2 separate regions of the Homo sapiens genome follow, and region 2 is linked to region 1. A link is a loop called in an ENCODE intact Hi-C map of the cell type or tissue named here. Cell type or tissue: heart right ventricle. All regions are shown on one strand. Each heading gives the region's core, and the rest is flanking DNA. Links, peaks and the distances in the headings are about the cores only. Region 1 overlaps NRL (neural retina leucine zipper). Region 2 holds the start of DHRS4L2 (dehydrogenase/reductase 4 like 2).

Region 1 (6,768 bases), core at 1,769-6,768:
GTGTTAGCCTGGGGAAGGAAGAAAGCTCAGAGCATGGATACGGGAGCTTGAGTCTGTCTGGGGTAGAAGCTGGGGTGGTTTCCGCTAAAGCAGGATAGATGATCAGTGTGGCCCCAGGGGCAGGGGAGGAGGGCTACTGGGACCTGGGTCTGTTCCTGCCTCAGAGGGAAGTTCTCCGTGAGCATCAGTTTTCAAGCACACAGTCTTGAGGACAGCCTCTCTCTCCCTGGAGCCTGGCTCACGTTATCTCTTGTGAAGCCCCCACACCCTCTTGCAGCCCTCTAAGTGGGACGTTTCCTTCAGAGACCACCCACAAGGGCTGCCCAAGTGGAACGGGCTGTGCGACAGATGTGGGTCACTTCCGACTCTGGGACAAAAGCTGAGAAGAGAGGCCTCAGAGAATAAATAGGAGACTAAGAGGACAGGCAGACAAACAGGACGAGCCTGGGGGCTCCAGGCCTGGACGGAGGAAGAAGCCAGCTATGTAAGAAACGAAGGCAACTTGGCGCCCTCCTCCCACCTTGCTTGCCTCCCTCCCCTGGGCCCAGGTCCCTCGGGCTGCTCTGGACTTCCCGCCAGGTTCCAGTCCTTCCAGTCCGGGAGAGGCCGGGAATGGATATTTAACCTTCCACCTTCTTTAGGGGGCTCTGAGCTTAGTCTCCCGGGGCTCACGTACCCTTGTCCCCAGGGCCCTGCTGCCTCTCGAAGTACCCTGGGGCGCTGGCTGAGAGCCCGTTAGAGGTCCGAGGGAGGTATCTGGGAAGGAAAGGAGGATATGCGGAGACCTGGCTCAGCAGAGAGGAGCGAGGAGAGAGAGGAAGTTCTGAGAGTGGCAGATAGAGATCGCGCGGTCAGAGGCGAGCGAGGCAGAGAAGGGGAGGTGCAGGCGGAAACGAGGAGCACCGGCCGGCTGCCCTCCCAAGAGACGCGCGGCGCGGGAGGCTGGACCCACAGCAGTCGCCCCTGCCCGCCTCCGCCTAGGATGGGAAACCTGGCGGAGGCTGAGAGCAGGAGAGCGCCACTGGCAGCCCCGAGGGGGCGAGCGCAGCGGAAGGTGCGGGTGGGCCCCGGGCCGGGGGTCACTCACCGCAGGCCAGGGCGGTACAATGCGGCCATGGCACCTGGGCAGGGGCTGCGGGGTGGCCAGGAACCGAGCGGAGCCGGGGAGGTATGGAAGGCGGGGAAGGAGGGAGCGCGGCGAAGCGAGCCACAGCAGAGGCTGGCGGGAGGCGCTTAAAAAGGAGGGGGGCAGGCGCGGGGGCGGAACCTGGTAGGGCTGGCACTAGCTTTCCTCCGCCCCGCTGGCAGGCCAGCTCCCTCGGCCCCGGGGCTCCAGGCTCCAGGTCAGCCCAGCCGCCGCCCCAACCCCTGCCTCCAAACCGCCAAACCCATCTCTCCCATTGGAGGACTGGGTCCACTCTTCGGCCCCCGACTTCGAGGCCCCGCCCCCCATCCGCCACCGCCCTCCCAGCCGCACATGATGTAACTTTGAGGACTCTTGCTCCCGGGAGAGACACTAGGTGGCAAACAAGCTAGGAACGAGGGGCGAGGCCAGGGGCGGGAGACTACAGGGGCCAGACGTCTAGAAGTTAGGGGGTTGGGCATTGCCTTTCCAGTTCCTCCTCCTGGGGACGCGACACCCTGAGTCCTGGGCCTTTCTGTAGTCCAAGTGCCCAATGCTAAGGTCCACTTAGTCCCCAACTCCTAAATCCCCGTTTCTCCTCCTGATCAAGGCTCCTTTCTGCCTTGCCATGAAATGGTGGAGTCTCTCTACCCCTGGGTCTCTTCCTTGGTCCTCTGATCTGGTCATTCTCCTCCCCCGGCACATCCCCTCTTCCCCTGACGGAGTCTTACTCTGTCACCCAGGCTGGAGTGCGTGCAGTGGCGCGATCTCGGCTCACTGCACACTCCGCCTCCCGGGTTCAAGCAATTCTCCTGTCTCAACCTGCAGAGTAGCTGGAATTACAGGCGCCTGCCACCACACTCGGCTGATTTTTTGTATTTTTTGTAAAGACGGGGTTTCTCCATGCTGGCCAAGCTGGTCTCCAACTCCTGACCTCGTGATCCGCCTGCCTTGGCCTCCCAAAGTGCTGGAATTTACAGGCGTGAGCCACCACGCCCGGCCTGGTCATTCTTTCTCTCCACAATCCAATGAGGAAACTCATCTGCCCACCCAACTACCATCATAAAGTCCTCAGGTGATTTCTCAAGCTATACCTCCATTGGGACATCTCTCTCCAACCTGAGACCACTGGATATCACCCACAATGCTATATAGCACCTCAAACTCAGCATATCTATGATGGGTGTCTGCTCAGCATCCACTCGCCTTTTCTGGTAATAGCACCCTGATTTTCTTTTGGGGAACCATCTCCTCAGTCTGTATTGTCATGTGGGTCTGATGTCACCCCTCTTGGGGGTAGGCTTGCAGCTTAGCCAACTTTTGTGTTCCTCACTCTGGCCACAGCAATCAAGGATGTTCAAGGATGGGCATGAGATCCCTCTCTGGGACTTTTTCTAAAACTTTGGAAGTTAGCTCTCTTTCTGCTGAGTTGCTGAGCTGGTAGAATATAAGCCTGGAGCTGCTGAGTGTTAGCTTGGCACTGCAAAGCAGGAACCTGGCTGAGACAGAAGCCAGCCTAGAGGAAGCAGAGCAGGGAGATGGCGAGCAATGGATTCCTGATTTCAGTTACAGGAATTGATGCATTTCTTCTCTTGCTCAAGCTAATTTTAATTGGAGTTCTGCCACTTGCAACAGAAACAGTCTTGATTCTCAGATTTCTTGGAGTTCTATGCTGGAACATAGTGGGATAAGGAGAGCTGGTCTCCAGCCACGGGCTTGCTACTGGTCCCCGTCTCTTCCCCCTCAGGCTCTAGCCTACACTCAACCTCAGGTATATGTATTTGGATCTCTTTCCCCCCAGTTCATAGATCCAAACTCTGTCCACACTTACCCAGCTGCAAACACATACCTCTTGGCCAACCTTTGGGCCTAAAGGTGTGCACACTGGTGGCAGCATGGTTGACCTGAAGGTCATCATCTTCTCCATAATCCTGCACCTGCTCTCATGGTTTCCTACCTCAGCAAATGGCACCATCATCTGGCCAGTTGCCCCAAAGGGAATCAGTCTAGACTATTCTTATCCTGCATAGCTAATCAGATGCCAGGACCTTTGGAATTGTACTTCTCAATTAGCCCTCAAGTCTGCAACTATCCCCATGGCCAGGGCCTTAGTTCAGGGCTTATCTCTCACCTGGCTTCAGGTGATAGCTTCTAAGGCACTTCTTGGACTCCTGCCTCTCCAAACACCAACCCCTCTCCCTACCAAGCCACTCCCCACACTGTGCATGCAAATCCACTTGGAAAGTTAAGAGAGAAGAATAATGTTTATGCTATGGACAGTAGGTGCCAGGCTCTGTGTCAGCAACTCTGCATGCATAATCTCATTCTGTTTCACAACTATATTTTACATATGTGGACACGGGCTTAAAGAGTCATTTGCTCGGTCACCCTAAGGGAAGAATCAAGGAAAAAGGGAGGCAGGACCCCAGAAGTATGCCAACATATAACACCCTAAATCAAAGGTCAAATGCCGCACTTGACCTCCAAGATGCCTGCTTGGGCCTCTTCCAAGTGTACTTTCCTTTCTTTCATTCCTGCTCTAAAGCTTTTTAATAAACTTCCATTCCTGTTCTGAAAAAAAATTATTCATGAATATTTTATACTTTTATCCTATTATGAATGAAATGTTCTAATTGTTTACCACAAGTACATACAAATAAAATTGCTTTGTGTATATTGAAAAAAAAAAGAGTCATTTGCTCAAAGTCACACAAATGGTTAGCAGGAGAAATGGAATCTGAATCCATATCTTTCTGACTCTAATTACCAAGTCCCCCTCTCCCTATAAATCCTATACTGTCCCCTTGATTTACCATTAAAAATTAGATCATATCACTCTTAAGCTTAAAATCTCTTCCAGGCTCTTTCCATCACATGATATCTTATGTCCTTCATAATCTGACTCCTATTTATCTAATGTTGTCACCCCCACATCCCCACTTGCCTCCTTTTCTCCTACGTACTGAACTCTGAAGTTTCCAGAGCACTTCTGTGAACTTTTTCTGGGCATCTGCACTCAAATTAAACACACACCATCCTGGCCAACATGGTGAAACCCCGTCTCTACTAAAAATACAAAAATTAGCTTGGTGTGGTGGCGCACGCCGGTAGTCCCAGCTACTCAGGAGGCTGAGGCAGGAGAATCGCTTGAACCCGGGAGGCGGAGGTTGCAGTGAGCCGAGATCGCACCACTGCACTCCAGCCTGGGCAACACAGTGAGACTCTGTCTCTAACACACACACACACACACACACACACACACACACACACACACACACAGGCCTTTTCTGTTCGTCCCTTAGAATGAACATCTATTTCATCTGTGTTGCTTCTATCCCATGTATATGCCTATATTTTTGTACTTTACTATACTGTAGTTACTTTTATATCTCTGTAATCCTCACTAGAGTGATGATTTCAGTCTTGTTTTTCTCCTAGTTCCCAGCAGTACCTGGCCTATAACAGGCACTTAATAAAAGTTGGTTGAATAAAAGAATGAATGAGTGCCACGTTTCTGAATTCTTCTTCCCCACCATTACTTTCTTCTCTAGCTTTAGGCAGATGGAGCAAGGGGCTCACGTGCAGATTTCCTTGCACTGCTCATTTCCCCTTATCTGCCACACACTTTTCTTTAGTTCCCTGCCGGGAGAGCCTGGCCCACCAGCTGGCCCTATGTCCAAGGAGTACCACCAGGGGGCAGAGTGTGATCTGCATTGTCCTCTCTGGGGCCTCTGGGTTCATCCCTGAAGTCTCACAGCCCGAGTAGTGATGCTGTGGTGTGTAGCCCAGATTCCCGCTTCAGGATCATGATGCTCATTGTTCCAGCTGCTGAGTGTTGGCTGCTGATAGCTCACAGCTGAGTACTTCCTTGAGCACTATCTGTGGCCAAAGGGAGCTGTCTCACCAAATGCAATGCCCGCTTCCTGGGGGCAGTATGTATCCAATGAATGGTTGTTATAAAGTACAGAGGCCTAGCCCTTTGTCTCAGTTTGGGACAACTCTGAAGGTCCATCCCAGCCCCAGAGCTCTTTAGGCTCAGCTGATTACAACTGCAGTGCCATTCAACTGTTCCCTCTCTTGGGTCCTGCTACTCTTTCTTTGAAAGTCCCCCCCCGTGCCCCCCCCCCCCCCCCGAGTAAACCACCTGCACACAAGTTTCTGTCTCAGAGTGTGCTTCCAGTTGCAAATATTCCTCAGGCTCAACTTGGTTACGGCATTAGTCCTCTAATCTGACTCTTATTTCATTGTTGCCTTCCTCCACAAACACAAAGTGCTGACATACGTGATCCTTCCGAACACAAATCTGATCACATCATGTCTCTACTGAAAACCCTTCAGTAGCTTCTCCCTGCTCTTAGAATAAAGCCCAAACCCTTAATGTGACCTCCCAGGCTCTGCATGATCTGGCCCCTGCTGACTTCTCCAGCCTCAGCTATCACTGTTCTTCCCACCTTCCAGGCTTTCTACTCTCTGGCTACGTGGATCTTTTCTCAGTTTTGTGAACATGTCTACATCTTTCCTGCCTCACAACCTTTGCATATGTTGTTTCTGCCGCCTGGAATTCCCACCCTGTCCACACCTCCAGGCAGGGTCACTTCTTATTCACCTGACCAGTCTTGGTTTAGCATGACTTTCTTAGGCAACCTGTCCCTGTGATGCATCCCCTCTGGCTTTGTATTAGAGTATGTCTTCGTGGAAGAAAATTTCATAGCACCCTGCCCTTCTTCTTCTTAGCACATTCATCTCTGTTTAAATGGTTTGTTTTTATGTAGACACATCTCTAACATATGTAGGACCTGCGGCAGGAGTACAAATAGAGGCCCTCAAACCTTGTGTTTAAATATTTAAAATGGGCTGGGTGTGGTGGCTCATGCCTTGTAATCCCAGCACTTTGGGAGGCAGAGGCTGGAGGATCACTTGAGCCCAGGAGTTTAAGACCAGCCTGAACAACATAGTGAGACTTCTTCTCTACAAAAAATAAAAAAGTAGCCAGGCATGGTGGTGTGCACCTGTAGTCCCAACTGCTTGGGAGACTAAAGTGGGAGATAGCTTGAGCCCAGGAGTTCAAGGCTGCAGTGAGCTATGATTGCACCACTGCACTCCAGCCTGGGTAACAGAGCGAGACCCTGTCTCAAAAAAAAAAGATTAAAATGTATAACTCAGGGTCGGCGCAGTGGCTCATGCCTATAACCCCAGCGCTTTGGGAGGCTGAGGCGGGTGGATCATTTGAGGTCAGGAGTTCAAGACCAGCCTGGCCAACATGAAACCCTGTCTCTACTAAAAATACAAAAATTAGGCCAGGCGCAGTGGCTCACGCCTGTAATCCCAGCACTTTGGGAGGCCGAGGCGGGCGGATCACGAGGTCAGGAGATCGAGACCATCTTGGCTAACCCAGTGAAACCCCATCTCTACTAAAAATACAAAAAAAAAATTAGCCAGGCATGGTGGCGGGTGCCTGTAGTTCCAGCCGGAGTCTGAGGCAGGAGAATGGCATGAACCTGGGAGGCGGAGCTTGCCGTCAGCCAAGATCGCGCCACTGCCCTCCAGCCTGGGGGACAGAGCAAGACTCTGTGAAAAAAAAAAAAAAAAAAAAAATTAGCCAGGCATGGTGGTGCATGTCTGCTACTTGATAGGCTGAGCCAGGA
Region 2 (8,208 bases), core at 1,618-6,617, 100 kb after region 1:
TTTAGCCACTTGGGAGGCTGAGGTGGGAGGATTGCTTGAGTTCAGGACTTCGAGGTTACAGTGAGCTATGATCATGTCACTGCACTGCAGCCTGGGCAACAGAATGAGGCACTGTCTCTGGAAAAAAATAAAAGAAAGTCTTCTAAGTCTTATTCTAAATTGTGTGATCACTACACTAAAGCGGTTAGGAGCTGTTTGTTCTGTGTTCTGATAGTTATACATTTTTAAGAAAAAATATAATCAAGCAGATAGGCAGCTACTCTGGTTTCCACTTACAACACCAGTGAGAAGCTTCGTGGTGTGCAGATGAGGAGGCCACTGGGTAGTATCCATTCTCAGGGCAGTGGCTTTTCTTATTGCAGGGTAACATGTGGCAACTGGCAGAAGACATTTCAAATTGCTGACAAGTATTCTATCATTCTCTTCTCTGACAATGGTCATACAAACTACCTGAGAGTCATTTTTGACTTCTCTATTTCCCACTTTTTGACATGGGGTTGGAAAATCTTGGTTCGTTTCCACTAAATGTCTCTTGGGCACATCTATTCCAGTCCCGCCGCCACTGCTCTAAACCTGGACGACAGCAACAGCTTCCTCACTGATGCCCTGGATTCGGTGTCTCCTCTGTATATCCTTCCTACCAGAGCCAGATTAGCTTTCCTAATAACCATCTTTCTCTTGCTCAAAACCTCACATGGCTTCTTATTTGCTGCAAGAATGTGTAAACATATCCTTTTAAGAGGCCATATCCTTTTAAGGTCCTTAACGTATCCTTTTAAGAAGCTATGGCCGGGCACAGTGGCTCACGCCTGTAATCCCAGCACTTTGAGAGGCCGAGGGGGTGGATCACCTGAGGTCAGGAGTTCAAGACCAGCCTGGCCAACATGGTGAAACCCCGTCTCTACTAAAAATACAAAAATTAGCTGGACGTGGTGGTGGATGCCTGTAATCCTAGCTACTCGGGAGGCTGAGGCATGAGAATTGCTTGAACCTGGAGGCGTAGGTTGCAGTGAGCTGAGATTGTGCCATATCACTTCAGCCTGGGCAACAAGAATGAAACTCTGTCTCAAAAAAAAAAAAAAAAGATATGGAGGCCCATGGCCTCTATCTTTCCAATGCAGCCCCTTCCCCAGCAGTACTCCTGAGCCTGTGCTCTCCACTGTGGACTGACAGTGCTCCTCTCTTTCCTTCAGTTCCTCCTTGGCTGTCTGCTCATTTTGCAGAGTTATCTGGAACCTCGTCACTATTCCATCTGTCCATTCCCATCCATTCCTTAAGGTTTAGCTCAAGTACCACTTCTGGGCCAGGCCTGTAGGCCATGTTAAGTGAACCTGGTGGGGGGCACAGGTTGTTTTTCTAGGAGGATTTTCACATTACATTGCTACTTACATGTCGTATGGTTAGTGCTAATTGATCCAGACTCCCAAACGGCTCCTTCCACCATCAGGATCAAGGCCCCAATCTTGGGCTTTGTCGACCAGTCTAAGCCAAGCTTTTTTGGACTCACATTTGTGACTTTCTTGGACTCATATTTGGCTCTTTCCAATGCACATTTGAGTGTCTGCCAGACTGTTCCTTAAAAATGGAATTACCCTATTCTGTCTACTATTGCTTAAGATCCTCCTCTTCTAAGAAGATTATGCAAATTATTTCTGCCAACCTTCCAATCTGTTAGCAGAATCCTGTACTTTCCATTTTTGGGTAGATTCTCCCTTCCACTCTGGGAAATAAAGTGTGTGCCCTGAGCCTCAAGGGAAGAGGAGCTTCCTTTGTGAATGCTTCATAGTTGCTTCAGCAGCTGCAAGGCTGTTGTCCACTACTAATTATGACATTGACTTATGTACTTTCTTTGAGACTGAAGTCCAGTACCTGGTAGTCCACAGGCAGCCAATAAAGGAAGGGAGCTTGGGAGGTCTGGGTCTTTCCTTACTGGCTGTGGGACCTTGGGAAGTTGCTCCAGCTATCTGAGCCAGGGTCTGCAGACTGAGAGAATAGTCCTTGCCTTGCTTGGGTTGTTGTCAGGTCTAGAGATAACCTGTGTAAGGCTCTGAACACAGGAAATGGCACATAGTAAGTGGCTGAAACATGGTGGGCTGCTTCCTGAGGTTCCCAGGGACTTGACTCTATAAGCTGAAGAAGAGGGGAATGTTTATTAGCTCATGGGTGGGAACATCTATTTTGTGATTGTATTTACCCTTCACATCTGTTCAATTAGATTGAAAATTACTGCAGAACCAGTACCAGCTGTTTCTTTGGGGTACTCAAGGGATGATGCAGGGTTGAAGCATTAGAATGTTTTAAAATTCTCTGACTGAGATGGGATGATTCTCTGACGTTAGTATATGGACATAATAGAAAGGCACACAGTAAAAATGTGCTGCTGTCTAGGAAAGCAGGGAAGGAGGCTCAGGCTGGCTTCCTTTTCCACCTCCTGGCTCTGTGCCCATTTCCCTGCAGCTCACCATGGCCACCAGCCGCTCCCGGTCCTCCGCCTTCCCCACATGGCACACAGTGCCCGTCACGCTCAGCCCCTCCCCCTGCAGCGTGGCCACCGCCTGGTCCACATTCTGCTGCTTCCGGCTGCTGACGACCACGTGGGCCCTGTCCTGGGCCAAACGCCGGGCGATGGCGAAGCCGATCCTGTGAGCAGAAAGAGACAAAGACTGCTAAGGCCTGTGCAGGGGAAGAGGTCGACAGCATGGGCTCTGAAGTTAAGACTGCCCGGGTTTGAATTCTGGCTCTTTCTCTATATAACTCCTACGTGTGCCTACTATGTGTAAAACAGGCTTAATGGCATGGCCATTTTTAGCACTGCTTTACTTATTTTTATTATGACCTGGATCACAGCCTTAGTTCCCAAGAACTGACATCACTTTCTACAGTTCCCACCACGGGTGACAGGCTTCATCTCCTGTTGGGACTGAGAGGTGAGAAATGAGCTGGGTGTGCAGCAGCAGCCACTTCCGTGATTTGAAGGTCTCACTCAGAACAGTCCTGCCGCCAGGTTTCTTTCTTACTAGTCTACATCATTCTCAAAATTCTTTCCATAATTATTTTTTGGGGTGCATGTGAAAAGATGGTCTCTGGTCAAAAACGTAAATATTGCCTTGGGAAGAAGAGTTACACATTCTGCAGTTGTCAGCCATTAGCATTTTATCTACATTTGTATTTTAGTTTTGTGAAGAGCTGGCATCTAGCAAAGTCCTGTAGAAATGAGAACCAGGACTGACAAGAGAGGTGGGTGAGAAACAGGCTGGGCAAGGTAGGCCCAGATGTACCGACCTAAAAAAAAGTCTCGACACATGGCTCTGGTGTCCCATCTAGGTAAGGGGGAGGGGTTCCGGGACACTTTCTGGAGCCCAAATAGAATGGTACATTTTCAAAAAGCTGGAGGCCTTGTTATAAGATTTTGAATCCAGATTCCCTTGCATTTCCAGTTTCTGGTCTTCCCAGAGGCTAGGTAAGGCTGGTTGACTGGGGCAGCCCAGAACACTGGGGGGACTAGATCGATGGGGCTGCACAGAGGTGGCACAGTTGTGCCAGAGGCAGCAGGGACAGAAGGGCTGGCAAGGGAGGGCCAGGGTATTCGGAGGGGCTTCAGGCGGACCACGTGGCTACTTTTTTTCCATGGCCAGACTTTGGCGGTATGTGAGGTCTGAGGACAGGGGCACTGGAGGCAAAGGACGAGACACCAGTGCATGTTTCCAGGCAGCCAGGGCCTCAGAAACTCCGGCACCAACACTCACCCGTCGGTGGAGGCCGTTACCAGGGCCACCTTATTTGTGAGCGGGTCCCGGCGGGTCATCCTGGAGCTGGCCATCCGCACCGACTTCCGTGCCCAGGCACAGAGGCCTAGCAGCCTGGCCATCTGCATGGATCAGACCAGCAAGTCTGGGTTCCACTCCTTCCAGCGGAGGTGACAGAGTAGGGCGAAGGGGCAGGACGAAGGGCGGGCCGCTTCCCTGCCTGCCCCCTTCCCGCCCTCGGCCAGCTGGGAGTCGTCTGTGGCGGTTGGCGCCTCCCGCCGCCCGCCAGTCGCCCCGCCCCGCAGCCAGCTACCTTCCGCCTGACTGGGGCTTGCCTTCCCGGGCTGGTGAGTGATCAAAGCGCTCTCCGTTCAAGTTGCCTGTAGGGCTCGCCCCTCCCCTGGCCCCCGCAGGAACCCGCAGACTTTGGCTGCTGCCCTTCTGCATCTGCTTGTCCACGTTTTCTTCTTGGGGAAGTGGGGGTTTTGAGTTGGTTGCTTTTGCTTCTTCAGAATTCCTTCTCCAAGAAAGTCTGGGTCTATGTATGTGACAGCCCACAGGAGGGCAAATGTTTTGAGACTGCCCATGGAGGTGAGGCCTGTGGTCCCCATGGAGTCCACCAGGTGAGGCTGGAGCAGCCTGGGAGAGAGACGTGATAGGCAGTAGCTGCGCCAGGCCTGGCACTGCCCTTCACTCTGCCCAAGGTCTCTTCCATCTTCACGGGCCCTTGGAGGGCAGACTACGGTCATTGGCAAAACAGGATCTCATATCCCTCGCCAAAGGGACTTCCTCCTTTACAGGGGCTAAGTGGTAGCGAGGAGGCTGGACAGTCCCTCAAGCAGTGGTGGAAATGCAAAGAACTCGGGGCACTCAAGTTCTCCCTAACCACTCTGTCCCCAGGTCTTAGCCTCCATCCTAGTTCAATAAATATTTGTTGAATGCAAAATCTCTTTATGAACTGTAAGCTACTAAGCACATAGTAGTTACTGCCACCATGTAGTGATTATTATTGGTGCCCTGGGCCAGACTCTTCATCTGTAAATTACTGAGGGTATGGATGATGAATAAAGTCCTTGCCAGCTATAAATTCTGTGTCCAAGACTTCAGTCTCCACTTCTGCCAAGTGGGCTGAAATGATCTCCCTCCTGGGTTTCCGGGAGAATGAATAAATATGGATGGCTTATGGTACAGTGTAGAAAGGCCGCAACAGACCCAAAGGTAAGTATCTGAATTAGTTTAACCCACTGGCCTCCAAAGCCAGACTGAGAAGCAGTGCTGGTTCATGGCAGCGTTTTCACTAGTTCAAAGCAAAATGAGAAAAGGAAACAATTACAGTGAGTTTCATAAAGCTAAGCTTATTTAACAGTCCTTTATTGTGGAGTATACCTTTCCTTCTTTTTGTGTGTGTGTGTGTTAGTGTTTTGTTTCAGAAAAGATGATGAAAGCAGATGGGTAGGTTTAGAGATGTGTTATTGGTGAAATCACCAGTTTGGCAGCCTTATGCCAGTCCCTACAATTAGAGGGGAAAGAATCCTGGTTTGTGAAATCCAGTTCTAGGCATGACTTTTGAATAGAATTCATGTTTGCTCAAGATTCATTTAGTATATGTGCAGGTCAGCTGAGCAGCTGAAAAAGGATTTGGACATTCAGCTGGGCGTGGTGGCTCACCCTGTAATCCCAGCACTTTGGGAGGCCGAGGCGGGCGGATCACGGGGTCAGGAGATCAAGTCCATCCTGGCTAACACGGTGAAACTCGTCCCTACTAAAAATACAAAAAATTAGCCGGGCGTGGTGGTACTTGCCTGTAGTCCCAGCTACTCGGGAGGCTGAGGCAGGGGAATGGCATGAACACGGGATGCGGAGCTTGCAGTGAGCCAAGATCACGCCACTGCACTCCAACCTGAGCGACAGATGGAGACTCTGTCTCAACAAAAAGAAAAAAAACAAGGATTTCAACATTCAAAAGGGGGTGTATGGCGAGCAAGTAATAGAACAGGCCTGCACTGGATTTCTAGTGTTTTCCTCAGCCAAGAAGTTACAGCTGCAGCACTCTGCTTTGCTACTCAGCACATCCCGATGAGACAGGAGAGCTGCAGTATAATTTTCCCCATGTCCAGGCAAAGCTGACTCTGACTGGTGCTCCTCAGTCTGAGCCTCATGAATTATTGACAGAGGCTGGAAGCGCCACACTCCTTGTGCTCTTGCACTGTTTGGAGCTCATGCACTGTGGGAACCCTTCCCAGGGCTCTCCATCTGTGTGGGGCTGGGGGGAGGGTACACAGGAGGACTGCTGCGGGGGTTCTCAGGGCTTGGTTCAAAGGGACAAGCCTCCAGGGGGGTATTTGATCTCTCTTCCTCTTCTCTTCAGAGGTAGACGGGCCCACTGAGGGGCTGAGGGTTCCAGGAAAGTGAGGAAGACCACACTTCAAAGAGCAAAGGATTCTGGGAAAAGAGAATTGTGGCTTGGGAGCTTGGTGAACAACACATGGCCCTTCCTTGTGTGGGCAGGGTTGCTATTTGGCCTCCAGCACTATTTCTTTTTCTTTCTTTCTTTCTTTTTTTTTTTTTATTATACTTTAAGTTCTAGGGTGCACGTGTACAACGTGCAGGTTTTTTACATATGTACACATGTGCCATGTTGGTGTGCTGCACCCGTTAACTCATCATTTACATTCGGTATTCCTCCTAATGCTATCCCTTCCCCATGCCTGCACCCCACGACAGGCCCCAGTGTGTGATGTTCCCCACCCTGTGTCCAAGTGTTCTCATTGTTCAATTCCCACCTATGAGTGAGAACATGCAGTGTTCTCACAGGGGGCCTGTGAGCAGAAAAGGATAGAAGGAAGTCAAGAAGTATGGGAATCTCTAGCGCTACTCCTCATCAAGCTGGCTTATTGGAGATAAGAACAGGAAATCTTGGGGTGGGCATGGTGGCTCATGCCTGTAATCCCAGCACTTTAGGAGGCTGAGGTGGGCAGATCACTTGAGGTCAGGAGTTTGAGACCAGCTGGCTGAGATGATGAAACCTCGTCTCTACTGAAAATAAAAAAATGAGCCGGGTGTGGTCTGGAGTTTGAGACAAGCCTGGCTAACATGGTGAAATCCTGTCTTTACTAAAAATACAAAAATTAGCTGGGCATGGTCAAGAGTTCAAGACCAGCCTGACCAACATGGTGAAACCCTGTCTCTACTAAAAATACATGCCTGGTGGCATGTGCCTGTAATCCCAGCTACTCAGGAGGCTGAGGCAGGAGAATTGCTTGAACCTGGGAGGCAGAGGTTGCAGTGAGCTGAGATCATGCCACTGCACTCCAGCCTGGGCAACAGAAGGAGCGACTCCATCTCAAAAAAATAAAAAAAGAAGAGGAACAAGAAACCTTTCAGGGAAATACATACATATGTGGGAGTATCTCTCTGAAATGGGAACTGTAATAGGCAATGGGATTGTTCTTGTATGGAGGTGGTAACATCTGCCTATCTTGAGGGACAAATGCCTCCATGATTGAGGGCTCTACTCTCATCCTTTTCAAGGGCTGCCTGCGGTCCAGAAGAGAATTCATCTGGGATGGATTTTAAGTCTTGCATTTTGCAATAGCTGTCCCAGATTCACTGTTGAGTCATGCATCACTGACACAAGTCAGGATTAGGCTATGTGGAAGGGCTGGTGTGGGATTAGGACAACTGCCAAGCAGAGAAATAATAGTAAGAGTGTTAACAGCATTTATTGAGCACTTCCTTAGTAAGTGCTGGCAAGTGTTAAGTGCTTTTTAGAAATTTTATTGAATATTTTTAATCTGGTGAAATGGGTGTTTTAATGTAGGGAGCCAAAGGCCTGAGGGTCGTGACCAACTCAGCATTCCACTGAAGGCTATATGATCAAACAGCCAACTGTTTATCATGATTGCAAAATGTGGGCAAACTCGCTTCTGCACCTGCCACCAGGAGGTTTGCTGAGGGCAATTACTCCCTGGTGCTGTGCTCCTTGAGGTTATCTACTGGAACCTCTGGAGACTACTGTTCAAAGAATGCAGTCATACAAGCCTACACTAAGTCAAGCAGCTTACTGACAACCACCCCTTTCTCCCTATCTCCTTTACTCAGTAAATACGAAGGGGTATAGAAGCTCAGGGCCCTTGTTCCCTAGAAGAAATGAGCCCCCTGACCCCTTCTTCCATATGTACTCATTTGTCTTTATTACCATGTTAATCTTCTTTTGTTCAGTCCACCAAGGACTGTGGCATTTTAAATTCTTTTTTTTTTTTTTTTTTTTGAGATGGCATCTTGCTCTGTCATCAGGCTGGAGTGCAGTGGCACAATCTTGGCTCACTGCAACCTCTGCCTCCCGGGTTCAAGCGATTCTCCTGCCTCAGCCTCCCGAGTAGCTGGGACTACAGTACCTGGTGAGCTAGCACAACACCTCGCTCAGCTAATTTTTGTATTTTTAGTAGAGATGGGGTTTCAC

Evidence for each region. Peaks named below come from ENCODE experiments on the same cell type or tissue, not always from the same donor. Only the 100,000 strongest peaks of a DNase experiment are listed, where the experiment ranks them.
Region 2: it touches region 1 in a loop (2.3-fold over the local background); 24 of 110 quality-filtered maps call a loop at or near these places.

What each region holds. Positions count from the first base shown.
Region 1 is chr14:24,088,754-24,095,521 of GRCh38, reverse strand. All of the region lies in intron 1 of NRL (neural retina leucine zipper), which reads left to right. It overlaps PCK2 (phosphoenolpyruvate carboxykinase 2, mitochondrial), which reads right to left and starts at 1,211. Exons shown (of 10, transcript NM_004563.4): 1 at 1,088-1,211. The coding sequence starts at 1,116. RefSeq lists enhancers at 816-885, 539-1,188, 5,058-5,107, 6,023-6,522 and a silencer at 1,196-1,445. In heart right ventricle, for the core only: CTCF peaks have their summits at 4,608 and 4,808 (motif pointing right); a DNase peak (open chromatin) is centred at 4,821; H3K4me3 peaks cover 46 bases; H3K27ac peaks cover 473 bases.
Region 2 is chr14:23,984,614-23,992,821 of GRCh38, reverse strand. It overlaps DHRS4L2 (dehydrogenase/reductase 4 like 2), which reads right to left and starts at 3,893. Exons shown (of 8, transcript NM_198083.4): 1 at 3,747-3,893; 2 at 2,463-2,640. The coding sequence starts at 3,874. RefSeq lists a silencer at 3,878-4,127 and an enhancer at 4,298-4,357. In heart right ventricle, for the core only: a CTCF peak has its summit at 4,031; DNase peaks (open chromatin) are centred at 2,523, 4,011 and 5,891; H3K4me3 peaks cover 1,331 bases; H3K27ac peaks cover 2,484 bases.